Regions from separate parts of the Homo sapiens genome. Here region 2 is linked to region 1. The links are chromatin contacts, found by Hi-C or POLR2A ChIA-PET in ENCODE. All regions are on one chromosome and are shown on one strand. The core of a region is the stretch at or near the end of the contact, and the rest is flanking DNA. Distances in the headings are between cores, read along the strand shown.

Evidence for each region. Hi-C counts contacts between places; a loop is a spot of excess contacts on that map. ChIA-PET counts read pairs that join two places held with the same protein, here RNA polymerase II (POLR2A). Pooled maps may share reads with other maps.
Region 2: a map of heart left ventricle shows a loop between it and region 1 (2.2-fold over the local background). The contact joins the enhancer-like site here to the promoter of DACT1 in region 1. A Hi-C loop is called at or near these places in 2 of 168 maps with a recorded cell type or tissue (both heart left ventricle), 1 of 37 single-sample maps with no recorded cell type and 4 of 50 pooled maps. POLR2A ChIA-PET finds 5 or more read pairs at or near these places in 1 of 52 experiments (WTC11).

What each region holds. Positions count from the first base shown.
Region 1 is chr14:58,633,630-58,641,432 of GRCh38, reverse strand. DACT1 (dishevelled binding antagonist of beta catenin 1) reads right to left here and starts at 3,471. Exons shown (of 4, transcript NM_001079520.2): 1 at 2,886-3,471; 2 at 565-697. The coding sequence starts at 3,230. RefSeq lists a silencer at 2,971-3,680.
Region 2 is chr14:58,964,988-58,972,790 of GRCh38, reverse strand. The region is part of intron 4 of LINC01500 (long intergenic non-protein coding RNA 1500); the gene reads right to left. Among named protein-coding and RNA genes, the nearest start is that of LINC01500, 140 kb to the right of the region's middle. Within about 2 kb of position 2,715, at least 2 of the 41 ENCODE cell types and tissues checked have a DNase peak (open chromatin) inside an H3K27ac peak, as active enhancers do.

The DNA.
Region 1 (7,803 bases), core at 2,222-4,721:
TATTTCAAACAATCCTTAGGAAAAGGCAAAGAGCCCATAACTAGGGGTACATTTCAGAGTTACCCTCACCCTCAAATTGACCTTATTCCTTGACCCCGCCTTTGAACATGTCCAAGGAAAGAAACTTAGATCTGTCAAGCCTCATCTTTATCATGATTGTTTCAGAACAATAATAAGAGAAAAATCTAAGGAGCCCAAATGGTTTAAAAGAAAAAAAAAAAAAACTTTTGAAGTGGTCTCAGGAAGTTGAAGTGTGACTAATTTTCTAGCCCAGTTCTGACTTACTCAAGTTTCAAAGGAGGGCACCTCTTGCAGAAATTTGAATAGCTTTTATTTTTAAACTTGGGGGACTCCAATCACATTGATCTCATTACTAAAAATTTTGTTGTCTGAGTTTATTTCCCTCTTATTCCGATAAAACTGAATGGCAGACTTCTTTTTTGTTTATCCTCTCTGCACTGGAAACAAACTCCATTGCCATTTGCAGGTCTGGGAATGTTAACCACAAGGGGCTGAGATACAACTCAAGAGTGCAGAATTCTGTCCTTGTGCTCAATCACTCACCTGAGCTAGGCCGACTGTCTGTCTCCAGGTGCTCTTCAGATGTCTTTTCTACATCCAGTCTCAGGTCACTTATCTGCTTGTCAAGCTCTTGCAACTGATTCAACAAACCAGCATCTCTTCGCCTCAAACAGTTCTGATTAGGAAGAAACAAAGGAAACATGAACATACAGGGGTGACAAAAGAACCAGAAAGTCTACTCTAAGGATTCAAATTACCCATCTGAAGAGTTCACTAAACTTAGAAAACCAAAATTTTACTGGATGACCTGAAGTAACGAAAAACTTCGAGAATTCAAGAATATGTCCTATGTTTAATTCCACTTTCTCACATTTTGTGGTGATATAAAGTTTCTTCATAAAAACAAGACTTGTTTTTAGTTTCAACTAATATATACAAACTGACTTTTCATAGATAGGGACAAGAAAAATGGACTGAGACTTTAAATCATCTGGTGTATAACCAGTCTTTTAAAAAACAATACTTCACAGTAGACTCTTTAATTTGAAATGAGAGTAAGAGATTTCCTATAATACACTATAATCTTAGGTGAGATTTTCTGGCCAAATGTCTTGGCCTGCAGAGTTTTGTTTTCTATTAGTTGCTTTGTGGGGTTTAATCAGTCTTAGAGCCTTTGAAAGTGAGAAACTAATACTAATAGCCAGTGCCAAGTATAATGTGAGCTGGCAGAATCCAAAACCCTCATGGGAAGGCCCATCGAGATTTGAACGCCTCTGGGTTTCCAAAGGTGACAGATGGATTGTGCTAACTCACACTGCCACCTAGTGCTTCCTATTGCTGGAAAAACGGGAGAACTCAAAAAGCATCTGGTTCAAATCATGAATGCCAAGTCTACAAATGAAAATAGTACCATAAATACTGACTGGACTGGAATTCTCTTGACATACTGCTTTGCTCCCCTCAAGCGGACAATAGGAATGCGCCACTTACAATCTTGAGATTCATGCAGACAAAAAGGTGCAATTGCACAAAACAATAAAATGTAAAAGTCACCAGCCATAACCAGTGAGAACTGGCTCAAATGAATGTTACATAGGAATCTGGTCTGTGACCGAAGCAGCACAGTAAAATGCCAAAACAGAGATATTACACAAACCACAGTGTACATCCTTACAAAACACATGCATATGAATATCTACGCCTCTTGTCTTTTGACTTAAAAAGCTTGGAGACATAAATTGTATGTTTGTTTGCTACAATTAATTTCTTCAGGAAAAATGAACCTATCAAGTAAAAGCACTTTGGTGCTTAAAAACACACACACACACACAGAGAAAAGAAATGATCTGAAAAGAGATAATAGAAGAAAACACATGACAACTGCACAGCATCACCACTTTATTGTGGGAGGGCCACTACCTGGCATGTGTCTAGTTTAGATAGTATCACTTGGTCAGGTGAGGACGTTTGCTGTTTCCAAAACTACATTTTAAGGTCACTGAAAACAAAGCTGTCGCCATTATTCTGAGGCGGGGTCAAAAGCTGTTCATCAATACATTAAGCTACAAAGTTCTTTTTCTTCCCCATTAATGAAGACTGCATAGAAAGACTGAGACACTGACAGAAACCCAGTAAGATAAATGCTTACCGAGAGCAGGTTCTCTTTTCTCCCACCTCCACCACCAATCACAGCTGGCAGAACGTATAAAATATGAGAGGAGGGGACACAGTCTCCAGCCAAATTTCCATCATTTCCATCTAGTTTGAGCTGCCTTATACAAAGGGCTTCTATTTGAAATTAAGCACCAGCCTGGGTGAAAGCTGGCATGCTGGGGAGAGCTCTCGGAGAGGCACGGCTCCCTACAGGCGCTCCAGTGTAATCGTAAAACTCGGCCCTGGACAGTTAAGCACGCCACAAACCCCCTCCTTGGCTTTTGGCCCCTCTCGGCGGGAGGAGATAAAGTCAAGAAAACCTCCAAATAAAATGGTATTTTAAGTGGGAGTTTGCAAACCGCTGGGGAGAGGGCATATACTCATCTAACTAAGGAGACCGAACGTTAGAACTAGGCGACTCCAAGAATCCCGAAGGCAGAGGAGGAGGGAAGAGCGGCCACCCCCTTCCCGCAATCCGCGCGAGGTCGCCAGACACAAAGCGGGCACACGCCAGAAACGCGTGGGCGTCGGCAGCCCACACGCCGCGGGCACTCAGGAAGGGGATCAGGGAGGTATGGGGCGGTCGGGGGCGTCCCATAACAGCGAGCATCTCCCCAGCCAGAGTCAACCTCGCGCCCGCCCCAGGCCACCTGCCCGACCTCCAGCCCCTGGGCAGGAACAGCCGTGCTCCACCTTCGGGCACGACCTACCAATTGCTTTCTTAGCAGCAAGATGTTCTCCTCCAAGAACTTCTCCTCCAGGCGACTGCGCTGCGCCGCCTCCCCCAGTAGCTCCCCAGCGCGGGGCGCAGCGGCTCCCGCACCCCCGGCGCCGCGCAGGGCGCCCCTGACCAGCAGCTCTTGGCGCTGGCGCAGGTACTCCAGCTCCGCCAGCCCGGCCAGCGTGGCCTCCTGCCGCTCCCGGGTGCGCTGCCGCTCGGTGTCTGCCTCGCCCTTCTCCCGCCAGCGCCCCTCGGGCTCCGCCGTGCGCTGCTCGCCTCGGGCCGGCGCCGGAGGCTCCAGCTCCTTCGCCGTCCCGGCCGGACTCGGCTTCATGGCCCCCAGTCGGGCAGCGAGAGCCGTCACCGCAGCCGGGCCGCCCAGGCGGAGGAGCAGGGCGCTAGGGCTGCGGCCGCGGGTGGGCTCATGCCGCCCTGTGGCGGGGCGCGGCGCTGGCGGGGACGGTGGCTAGAAGCCCTCGAGTCCTGCGCGCGACCGCCGGCTGCTGCTGTCCCGGCCCGGGCAGCGCCGTCCGCTGTCGCCGCGCGTCCCTCGCCGCGGCCCGGCAGCTGATAACGCCCTGCCCGGCGCTACGTCACGCGCGGCGGCCCTGCAAACCCCCGCCTGGCGCCCGCCTCCCCGCGCCGGCCCCTCGGCTGCGACGCTTGCGCCCCCAGGCTTCCCCTCCTCTGTCAGGCGCGCCGCCCGGCCCCCAGAGCCGCCTCCTCCTCGCTCGGCCCTCCCCGCCCCTCCTCGCCCCTCCCCGCCTCCTCCCCCGCTCTCTTCGCGGGCCTCCTCGCCCCCTTTTCGGGTTTACTGCACCCGATTTTGCCCTCGCTCCTCATTGGCTCTTTCTCGTCGCCCAAAGCTCGGGGCGAGCGCCTGGAGCCCCAGCATCCTGTTACAGTCGGCCGCGCAGGCAGGGGCCGCGACGGGACGCGGCAGTTGGGCTCTCCGGAGAACTTTCTGAAACTCGACCAAGTTGCAGCACAGTCTTAACCCTTTCCCCACACGGCCACTCCTCATTTCCACTCACACCGAGTTAGGTTTCTTTCACTTCCCAAGCAAGGTATTGCAAGTGTATTCACAGACACTGTGGGGTTGGTTCCTTAACTCCACTTTGTAAAGGCAAGCAATACAGAGCACAATGCAGTGTTCTAAAACTTAAGTTTTGTTGTCGTTTTAATTTTTTAACGTCGGTCTTACGATGGACGGCATTTAAAATTAGGCAGGAGGATGTCGTTGTATAGCGAGAGGTTGCATCAATTCTTTTACAAGCCTACGATTTGAGTGCGCGCGCGTGCGCGCTTTGGTTTTTGTTTGAGCTTTTATTATTACTTAGTCTGCGTTTACAATAAGAGCTCTGACTCAGAAATCAGACTGTCTGGATTTGTATCCCAGTTTCACCCCTAAATAGCTGTGCGGGCAACTTACTCCCTTCTCTGTGTACGTTCCCCCCACTGTAAAAGGGAGCAGCTGCTATGGGAACCTGCTGTTGAAGAATTATAATAGTATGCAGCATATGCTATATATTGTGGGGGCTGTGCACTTACAACGTGGCTAGCACATAGATAGTAAAGGTGATATGAGTTGTAGCTTTTCTCCAGAGGGATTTATAAGTCTTCCCTCTTGAAGTATCATGTATTGGTCATCTCTGCTTGGAACACACTACTCCAGACCCCTATCCCACTGAAATTTCCGGTGGGATAGGGGTCTGAAAATTCCACTAGCTGGCTTATCTGTGGAAAAGTACCACATATATCTTTAAAAGCAGTACATCCAAGAACCTCGGAAATTCAATCCAGCAAGTCACAATTGCTGAAGTTCAGGCAAAGTGTTGTGTGAAAGAGTGCATCCTATATCATTATTTCAGACACTTGCACTTTTGCCCATCTGCTTACCCGTGCTAGGAATTCCTCTTCTTTCCTCCCCTCTCTGTGTGGTCTAACCACCCTTCCAACCTTTGAGCTCCAGTTAACTATATAAATATCTGATTCTGATCCCATGCTACCTGTATGGTTATTTATCTGGGTGTGCACACGCATATCTATCTACGTAGGTGTTTATGTGTATCTCTTCTCTCCATCTACATTATGAAAGCTTCCTGAAGGCAGGGACTGTTTTAATACCCTCTTAGTATCGCTGTATTCAGCACATTACCTTGCAAGCATTCACCTGACAATTGCTAGAGAGAGACTCGAGAATGTAGATTGGTTGTAAATTGTTTTTTCATTAGCATACTTTTAAACTTAATAGTACCCATTTAATCTCTACTACAAATAGAATTAAGTTGACATTTACCAAAAAACAAAAACAAAAGAACTCCCTTGCCACCTTTCACTTTCCTCCCCATTGCTGCCTCCCACAGACATGAAAGAACTACAAACTTGATTCATAATTAACAAGGTTGTATATTAGCTCTAAAAATGGAATTATGGTCAGGTGTTCATAAGCATACAAAATCGATTCTCTTCAGGTTATCTATTCTTTATGCCTGCTGTTGCCAAACACTACTTTATAATATAGGAACTAATTTTCCTCCCTAATTTTAGTAAGGCACGAAAGGATAGTGACTTATCCTGCTTGCCAAATGCCACTCACCCATGTCCTCTGTCATTGTTTCATTCTGCTCATTTCTAAACAAGCTTCTTGCTTTCCAGCTCTGAATTAGATTCCTCTGACTGGGTGGAGTCTATTATTGTGGCCTGTGTTATGTCACACATCGACAACTATATTTGTATAGTTGAGGGGGAAAAAAAGCTGAAACACATTTTTACACACTACTAATAAATCTTAAGTCAGGCAGACAAGCTCGCTATGTCTCCAAACCTCCCCACCCTCCCAACCCCCCTCCTCACCAAATGCCACTTTGAGCTGGCTCATTAGTCCAAAGCAAGCCATTTGCCGTAACAGCTTGTATATCTCCATGAAAAAGTGTTCTCAGCAAGTTTAAATATTAAAACTAATATATTCAGATGGTTCCGCCAATAAAATGGTCACGAATAGGAAAAAAGGTTATGCTTTCCAAAGTATCCATTACACATTAATAAATAATGCTGTTCATTCACATGCCAATTAAAACAAACTCAGGCTGTCAAATGAAGTTAGAAGCAAGGAGCTCAATGCTGTAATTGTTTTTCCAGGAAAACTCCCAATGTCATCAGATTAAGTGAGACAGGCTGGGTTGCCCCTATTCTCTTTTTAAGCTAGCAGCCAAATTTTCTCCCCTCCAGTCTAGTTGCCTGGATTTTCTTTCCTCTTTGATTCTTTGTTTTTGTTGCAGGTATTCCGGAAGCAGTTGAAAGTGATCGCCTACTGCTCCCTTCTGTTGCCAACGGAATCTCACTTCCCCCTACTGTTTTGATTTTTCTTTCCCTTTCTTTTTAAAGCAGGTGCTGGTACTTCTTCCTCCACTAGTGCTATTTCATTATCTCCTTTCTAATGTTGTTCAGCCCTAGTTGGTTCTTTTGCTTTCCCTGGACACGCCTGTCTGCTCAGAAAAACTGTTAATTGACACTCAGAAAGTGTACCACTAACGATGGGGTGGACCTGCTGCCTGGATGATCTGGAGAGTAAGATAAAGTTGCCAGCATGAAAAAGAGTCTTGGCTGAATATATTACAGTGGTGTTAACTTATGCTTGAAGATCTTTCCTGGGCAGAGCCAGAACATGTCCCTCATATCACACAGTCTGATGCTTTGTCCTTAGGCAGAACAGCTCCTAACAGCACCCCCACCAAAGTCTGAGCATCATTCTACAAATGCCTTGTCCAGCGGTGAACATTCTATTGCAGCCAAGCAAAGTAAGGGGCATCAGTTGCACATTTTGCCATCAAGCAAAGCAACAAAATGATGCCTTGCAGCTTTTATGGCCAAACAAACACAAATGATGTAATTGGGAAAAGCTGTCTCCGAATAGGAGGAAAAGAGTAAAGGGCAATCCTTTGAGCTGGAGAGATGACCACCATTCGAGGGTCTGGGATCAAAGCCCCAGCCAGACATCAAAGCCCATTTGAGTCTAATGCCAAAAAAGCCACAGTGAATTAAACTTCATATATAAACTAATTATAGCTTGACCCCACAATCAGGCTTCAGTGAGCACACAGGGGAAAGAAAGCAGACATTGAAACAAAAGATCAAGAAAAAAGAAGCGTGGTAGCAAAATGGGGCAACATCATGGCCCTGAAAATTTTAAACATCTTTTGAGGGCAGAAGGGAATAGGGGAATAGCAGAAGAAACAGCAAATGTTTGACAATGCTGGTCTTGTTTGAAAGGCTATGAAACAACTCCTTCCATCCTCTCTGGTGCACAACCAAACACTACCAAATAAACCATCCTACATGAAAAGGTTACCTTTTAGCTGTGTTTTAGTGCTGTTAAAGAGGTTTTTGTTGAAGAAGGCCAGGGTGATTCCATGAAGTTTGGTGGTAAGTTTTTCAAGAGGCTCCTGCTTCCTCCTGCAGAGCACTGTGGATTCCAAAGATTCTAGAATGTCTGGAAGTGAGTTGCATTCCCCACCGTCGTAATCACTGATTAAGGTGATTAAGTCTCCACCAGCCTCAGACTTTTGTCCCTTAGCTCTGCCATTTCTACCGGTCATCTTTACAGATGGAAGGTGCAGAGTTCCATGTGTGCAAATACCTAGAGCCACATACTGTGGTACTAATACAATGAAAGGATTTGATTTCAAAGCAAAATTTAAAAGTGTTTCAGAGACAAGTGGCTTTTTTTTTTTTTGAGACACGGTTTTACTCTATCACGCAGGCTGGAGTGCAGTGGCACGATCTCAGATCACTGCAGCCATGACTTCCTGGGTTCAAGTGATCCTCCTTCCTCAGCCTCTCAAGTTGCTAGGACTACAGGCTAATTTTTATATTTTTTGTAGAGATGGGTTTTGCCGTGTTGGCCA
Region 2 (7,803 bases), core at 1,466-3,965, 330 kb before region 1:
CCACAGGAAGCTTGAGAGTAATGATAAGTACTTTGGATTTTACTCTGAGCAAGACAGTGATACAGGAGCTAAAAAGAAATTATTTAGGCAGATAGTGAGGGTAAGAGAGTCCTCGGCAGAACTTCCCTTTTAATAGACAGCAACCCCAAATATCATTTATTTTCTAACAAAGAGCAGCCTGAAAAATCGAGCTGCAGACATAGATAAGCAAGCTGGAAGCTTGCACGGGAGAATGCTGGCAGCTGTGCCAATAGAAAAGGGCTACCTGGAAGCCAGGTATGTTCAACATGGAGGCTCCATCTACCCTTTTCTTTGTCACCACGTGTATAGTAAAAGAAGCAGGCAACATGGCTGGCCAGGTAGAGAACCCATCTGCATAATAAAAGATTAAGGTGGGACCGCAAGCTTCTTCGCACCCTATGCAAATGGCACACCTGGTCCAACCAATCTTTTGTGCCCTATGTAAATCAGACACCTCCTCAAGCTAGCCTATAAAATCCCATGCATTTCACCATGGAACTGGCAACCCATTTTTTCTCCAGGACCCCTTTCTGCACAGAGAGCTCTTCTTTCTTTCACTTATTAAACTTCCACTCTTAACCTCACTCTGGTGTGTCTGCGTCCTAGTTTTCCATGGCCATGAGACGACGAACCTCAGATATTACCCCAGACAATGACGTCGCTTCAACAGGAAGCAACTGAAGAGGTTTGATCAGAGTTCTTATGTGAATGGAATCACATTTTAGGGTGCTCATTGTGACTATCATATGGATCAACTCTAGATGGACAAGGAGGAGACCCACTGGGAGGCTGCTGCAATAGTCAGGTGGAGATGAAGGTGACTTGCTCCTGTGTGGTAACACTGAGCAAACAGATTCTGGATGCATTTCTGCAGTAGAGACCATGGGGTTTGCTAAAAGTGTGAGTATGGGGTGTGAGTAAATGAGAGAGGCATGGATGGCAACAAGGCTTTGGTTTTAGATAACTGAAGAGACAGAGACACGGGGGGAGAGAGGAGGACTTGGGGAAATTAGGACTTTGGTTTTGGAAATGCCAACTTTGAGAGTGTTTTCAGATAGCCAAAAGGATAACATTAAGTAAATAGCTGTCTATCTGAGTGCGGAATTGCGGACAGAGCACTGAACTGAAGACATACATTTGGGAATCATTTGTGTATAGATGGAATTGACATCCTGAGTCCAGGAGAAATACTCCAGGGAGCATAGTGAGAAAAGAGAAGCCAGTGACCAATCCCTGGGGCCTCCCAGTGATTATTAGGGGACAGGAAGAATGAGAAAAGTGTTGAGAAGAGAGACCAGAAAAGTTTAAGGAGAACTGGAAGCAGTTTCTGCTAATAAATTCTTTCCTATTCTGCTTAACTTCACTGCTAGGGACTGTATTGTGTCCACTCCACTCCCCCAAATTCATATGTTAAAAGCACTATCCCCCAATGTGACTGTATTGGAAATAAGGCGTTTAGGAGGTAATTAAGTTAAATAAGGTCAAAGTAGGGGAGGGAACTAATCTGATAGGATTGGTGTCCTTATAAGAAGAGAAAGAGGGATCAAAGCTCTCTCACTCTCTCTGTGGCTCCTTATGCATTCACCAGGGAGAGGTGCCGTCTACAAGCAGGAGGGGAGGCCTCATCAGAAACCAAACTTGCTGGCACCCCGATCTTGGATTTCCAGCCTCCAGAACTGTCAGAAAATAAATTGCTATTGTTTAAGCCGCCCAATCTGTGGTATTTTGTTAAGGTAGCCCAAGCAGACAAATACACTAGTTTAAAAGCTGTCTTCTGTTACTTATGTAATGGAATAATACACGGAGGTTTTAAACAAAAGTCTTTCTTTCTGATTGTTAACCCAGTTACCCTGTAGTTCTCCACCTGGGGATCAAGGGCATACACAGCTTCATGGGGAGGGCACAACCAAAGACTTCCACTGACTTGCTGAATGATTTTTTATTAAGTCATGGCAGGCATAATAACCTAAAACCAAAGCATTTTTGTTTTGTGACAGCTAAAAGCATGAAAGAGAGGTGGCTTTATTTTGATTTCTAAAAGAGCTTAGTGGAAGACTGGGCCAGAGCCCAGGGCAGAACATGGAGTGTACACACAGCCAACATACAGGAAACATGCAGGCCCAGGATTCACGGCAGCTCCTTCCCCACAGAAGGGAGATAGAATGCCTTCCAGGGCAGGGAGGAGGCTGGAGTGTGAGGGGAGATAAATCAGGAACATTTAGTTGCTCCTGTGAAAGTTTTCAGCCCTGTCTGGCTGCTTCCGCGCCCCTCCCAGGGTTGAAAGCCCTGCTGGAGAAGGGCAGATAAAAACCCCCAGTCAGGCTGGAAAGTCCCTCAGCTAAATAGCTTTGCCCCCATTTGCATCTGGAATGCTGAAAGGGACTGACTCACAATGTTTCTCACACCAGGTCGGAAGAGCTACAGTGGAGTGGACGTGGCCACCTTTGTATTTAGGGAGACAGCGCCTGAGACAGCCGCAGGCCCCTCTGGGTTCTGCCAAACCAGCACACAGCACAGATGAGGTGCAGAACTATCCTCATGTCCCAGTAGGGGATGTAGAAAGTGGCTTATGGTTGAGTGCCTACAGGTCTGCCGAGGAGTCACCAAGGCCAGAGGCAAGGGTCCCTAAACCAGATCTTGGAGTGGAGAGCTCCAAAGCCCCAGCCAGGTGGAGGCCTCTGATCAGTTCCCACGGAACAGCAGTGACTATGAGCCTCAGCAGGAGTCCTGCACGCACTGACCATGTGGGAGAATAGCCCTGAGCTGGAGGAAATTCAGTTATATCTGAGCTATGGTGATACATTTAAAAGTGGTTACACTTTCAATAAAAAGATCCGTACTTCATCTAGATGTCATCATTCTAGTTGTGCATTCTGCTTTGCTTATTAAGCAACTAACCAGACTTTTAATTCTATTGAAAATATTTTGGTCACATTTTGTCACTAATAATATAGGCAGTCTCCAATTGGTGGTTTAAAATGTATTCCTCCATATAAATAGTATTCGTAATAGTTGTTAGTTTCTCAGATGAGCTTGCTGAGTCTATGTAATATAGATTACATAGAAATATACATAAATGTTTACATAAATTAAAATATAATTTAATTACATCCACAATTAAGTTATAATTATAATGTCAATAGTATGAGTCCAGTAGGTGCCACAGTAGTACAGTGAAAAAAGAGTGTTCCAAATCCCCAGCACCACCACCTATTAACAGTGAGTCCTAAGTTCTTTACTTAGCTTTTCTGAGCCTCAGTTTCTTTATGTGTAAAATGGGGATAACTATCTTTTCTTGTAGGATTGTTGTAAGGATTAGTAACAATTTTCATAAGGCACCCATTCTTCAGTGCAACTGATCTTGGCTAGGGATTAAAAAAAACTATCTGATGAAACAAATTAAACTGTGAATAATTCATGTTCCCTTAATCCTCATAGAAGGATTTGCACTTTTAAGAGAAAGATTTTTAGGCCAGGCACAGTGGCTCATGTCTATAATCCTAGCAATTTGGGAGAACCAGGAGGGCAGATCACTTGAGCCTAGGAGTTTGAGACTAGTCTGGGAAATATGGAGAAGCCTCATCTCTGCAAAAAACACACACAAAAAAAATTAACTGGGTGCAGTGGTGTGCCCCTGCAGTTTCAGGTGCTTGGGAGGCTGAGGTGGGAGGATCATTCGGGCCCAGGAGGTTGAGGCTGAAGTGAGCTGAGATTGTGCCACTGCACTCCAGCCTGGATGATAGAGGGAGACCCTGTGAAAGAAAGAAAGAAAAAGAAAGAAAGAAAGAAAGAAAGAAAAAAAGAAAGAAAGAAAGAGAGAGAGAGAGAGAGAGAAAGAAAGGAAGGAAGGAAGGAAGGAAGGAAGGAAGGAAGAAAGGAAGGAAGGAAGGGAAAATAATTTACAAAGAAAAAAGAAAAAATTTTAGTCCAATTAAATATGCAAATAAAAGGATTTTTCAGTAATTTCTTTAAACACAAAGTCAACTAAAATTGAAAGTGGCAGGAGGGAAAATACTTTGAAATGGGATAACCACCATTTAAGCAAGGTGGACCCACCTATGCAAGCTAGCTCAGTATCCTGTCTGTTAGAATGTTTGGAGTGCATATACTAGAAAAACCCTAAAAGGCTTAAACAAAGTAGAACTTAATCTTCCCCACACACATAAAAGAAACCTGAAAGTTAGCAATTTAAGACTAGCATGGTTACTTGACAAAATTGTCAAGGTCCATAGCTCCTTGCCATCCTTCAGTGTTTCTTGTTCTCACAGCCCAATGTGGTTGATAGAGCACCAGCCATCACATCACATCCATGTTCTGGGCAGCATGATGGAAGAAGGGTCAAAGAAACTCTCTAAAAACTTCCTGGAAATCCCACATAATAATTTCATTTGCATTTATTGGCCAAAATGTGGTCACATGACCATATCTAGCTGCAAGGAAGGTTGAGAAATATTCTTTGGCTGAGTTTTAGGATTCTATTATTAAGAATGAAGAGAAGAACAGATGTTAATTTAAGCAACCAGCAGCCTTTGCCACAGCATGATGGAACTAGTAAGTTAGCCCTTACCTCTTTCACTTTCTCCCTTTCATACTCCGCTTTGTGATGTTGGAGGTGGGATGCTGCCCACCACATTTCTGCTTTGCTGGGAGTTCTGGAGGGAGACTAGAAGACCTGAGAAGGAAGGATGCTGCCTTATCCACATCACCAAGCTTTGCTTCTTCACCCTGGCAGCAGCACTTCTTTCCAGGAGAGACAGTTGATCTCAGTTTGCAGCTTGTTCAGCACCCACAGACCAGCCTCATCTTTCCTTGATTCAGTTACATCAGCACCAGGCCAGCCAGCACCCCTGCGGTGGACACAATTGTGTTCTCCCAAAATTCATATGCTGAAGCCCTAACCTAATGTGACTATATTTAGAGATAGAGCTTTTAGGAGGTAATTAAGGTTAAATGAAATCATAAGGGTAGTTCCTTAATTCAATAAGATCGGTGGCTTTGTTATCAGAAAAAAAAGGGTCTTGATCTAGACCCCAAGAGAGGGTTCTTGGATCTCATGCAGGAAGGAATTCAAAGTGAGTTGCAGAGTACAGTGAGGAGAGAGAGCTTATTGAGAGCAAAACATACAATTTACTTATATTACAGAGTAGGGCATCCTCAGAAAGCAAGTGGAGAATGCATTGTCTTCAAGTTTTTCTTATGTTGGGGTCTGATCTATGTAAAGACTAAGCTCTGCCTACATGCGGGGGTGCTGACAGCATGACAAAATTTATTATATTATTGCTTTAAAGAAATCTATCCTTGACATTTTAGTGTGTAAGTCATCAAAACACAACTATAATTATCTTGAAAGCATATATTGTTATGGGTAACTGGGACATCTGGACTTTCTGTTGCTGTAGGATTTTGTCCTAGCAGGCCTTATCAAGCTGCTTGCTTAGCTGCAAACATCTTAGGGCCATGAGTTGGAACTGGCAATGAATGTGTCTTGCTAGTTTTAAGATGGAGTTGATTTTAAAATGGTGTCACTCTGGCTCTGCTAGGTCATGCTTCCCTAACAGTATTATAAGAAGAGGAAGAGAGAGGTCACTCTCTGTGCACACGCACCAAGGAAAGGTCACCACGTGAGCACGCAGTGAGAAACTGGCCATGTGCATGACTGGAAGAGGGCTGTTACCGGAAACCAAACTGTCTGGCACTCTGACCTTGGACTTCCAGCATCCAGAACTTTGAGGAAATAAGTTTCTGCTGTTTAAGCCCCCAGTCTGTGATATTTTGTTTCGGCAGCTCAAGCAGACTAAGAATCCCCTCCTGAGAGGTCTGAAATTTTCAGTCCTTCTAGCCTATCTCCTTTTGTTCCCAAAGATGCAGAAGCAGTATCTAGTTTCATCACTTGCCAGCTTTTTGATAAATTATGTTCTATTTTTGCCTTTTTAGTTCTTCAATGTCCAGTTAATTATTTTTTTTTTTCCTGTTAAAATAAGTGTTTGTGGATTTTGACTCCTGCCTGGACCCTGCCTGATACAATACTAATAGCTCTGGAGCTCTCTCAACTACGGCTACAGATACTTTAACAGAAGGGCTAGTAGCAAATTTCCCAACCTTTGTCTCTCCTCAAACACATCTCTACCAAATTCCACCTGCCACTTCACACCTCTACTCATTACTAGTCTCCATTTTTTCAGCCCTACAATGGTGCTGTGTCCAGATTCTTCCTACCTCTTTACCTAGCTATTTTGCTTTCATACTGCAACTGAGTGACATACCTGGGTTTTGGTTCCATTTCCTCCATTAAATACAACTTCTCATATCCTTGCCTTAGAACTGGGCTGCACCACTTCCCTAAGATTGGGCCTAGCATTCCATGTTTTCCTGGGGTGGGGATAATAGACATAATTTAAAATTACACACCCAAACCAACTTCCTTAACTAAACTGCTCTTGTTTTTTCAAACTTTTAGAGCTTTCTGCTCTTGTAGGCTGTAAGATCTCAAAATAGCTCCAATTGGTTCTCCTGATGGCAGCAAAGGGAATTCTATGGTGTAGGTGGGGCACTTATATAAGAAAATTAATTTGTTATTAAGTCAGGCATCTTAAGTTTGGGGCAGCCTGAAATAATCACGTGTTTAGCTGTGCAATCAAAGAATATTTTTCAGGCAACACATCACGTTCATACACTTGCTGGTGACTTTTGCATGCTCAAGATTTGTTTCTGTGCATTTTTTAATGCTATATTTGAATCTTTTGTGTGTTTTTTATGTATTGAAAGCAACGGAACAATAAAAATTTTCTAGAGAGTTTATCTTTCCTTCCACAACAATGCTCCTCTTTCAATTATCTCTGTTCTCTTCTTAGGCTAACTGGTTTACTTTAATAGACTTTCTTTTACCTGTCACCATAAATCCCACAGTCACTAAAAAATGCTCCTGAACAGATGTAGAGTACTCTCTCAAAGTGCCCTGTTATCGACCTATCTTGTATAAGATAATAACATTTTTAGGCCCTGTTCATGTCAAGAATCCTGTTTTCTTGAAGCATACTTCTTGTAAACATGCTTTCATAGCCTTAGGCATAGGTGAGAAGGGAGGCTGGGGAACATTCACTCATTTAAATTTTCCTTACTTTCTCTGTGGCTGAAGAAAATAAAAATTCCCACCTATGTTCTAACATGAAGAGCTAAACTGCAGGAAGCAGACATTTTCAAGATACTCAGAAAGCCTCAGGACTAATAACGATCACATTGATTCAACACAGTGATCACTGTAGCCTGTGACCGTTGGCAAACAATTTTTATTTTCTCATCCTCCATGGGAAATCTACCATTTATGTCCATGGTGGCCCTGCTTTTTAACCCAAAGAACAAAACCTACTCTCAAATTGGTATAAATTTCCTCGTGTATACTTATGAGGTCAATAGGGAAATAATATTTGATAGGACTAACCCAGGAAATTGTCATATAGCTACTGTATCCATACCAGATGGACAAGCACTCCAGGAAAACCAATAGTGACTTTGAGGAAGCTTCATCTCACTTTAAAGGCACAGGGGCCGGCAAACTTCTACCATAAGAGGCTAGAGAATAAATATTTTAGGCTTTGGAGGCCACAAGGTCTCTGTTGCAACTACTCTATTCAGCTATTGTAGTGAAGTGGCATCGTTGTCTGCGGAAATACCCAAGGTTTGTCGTCTGGCACCAAGAAGATTAAGGATATGGACACACGCGTATAGAGTGGGTTTAAGAGGGGAAAAGTTTTAATAGAAAAACGAAAGAAAAGAGAGAGAGCT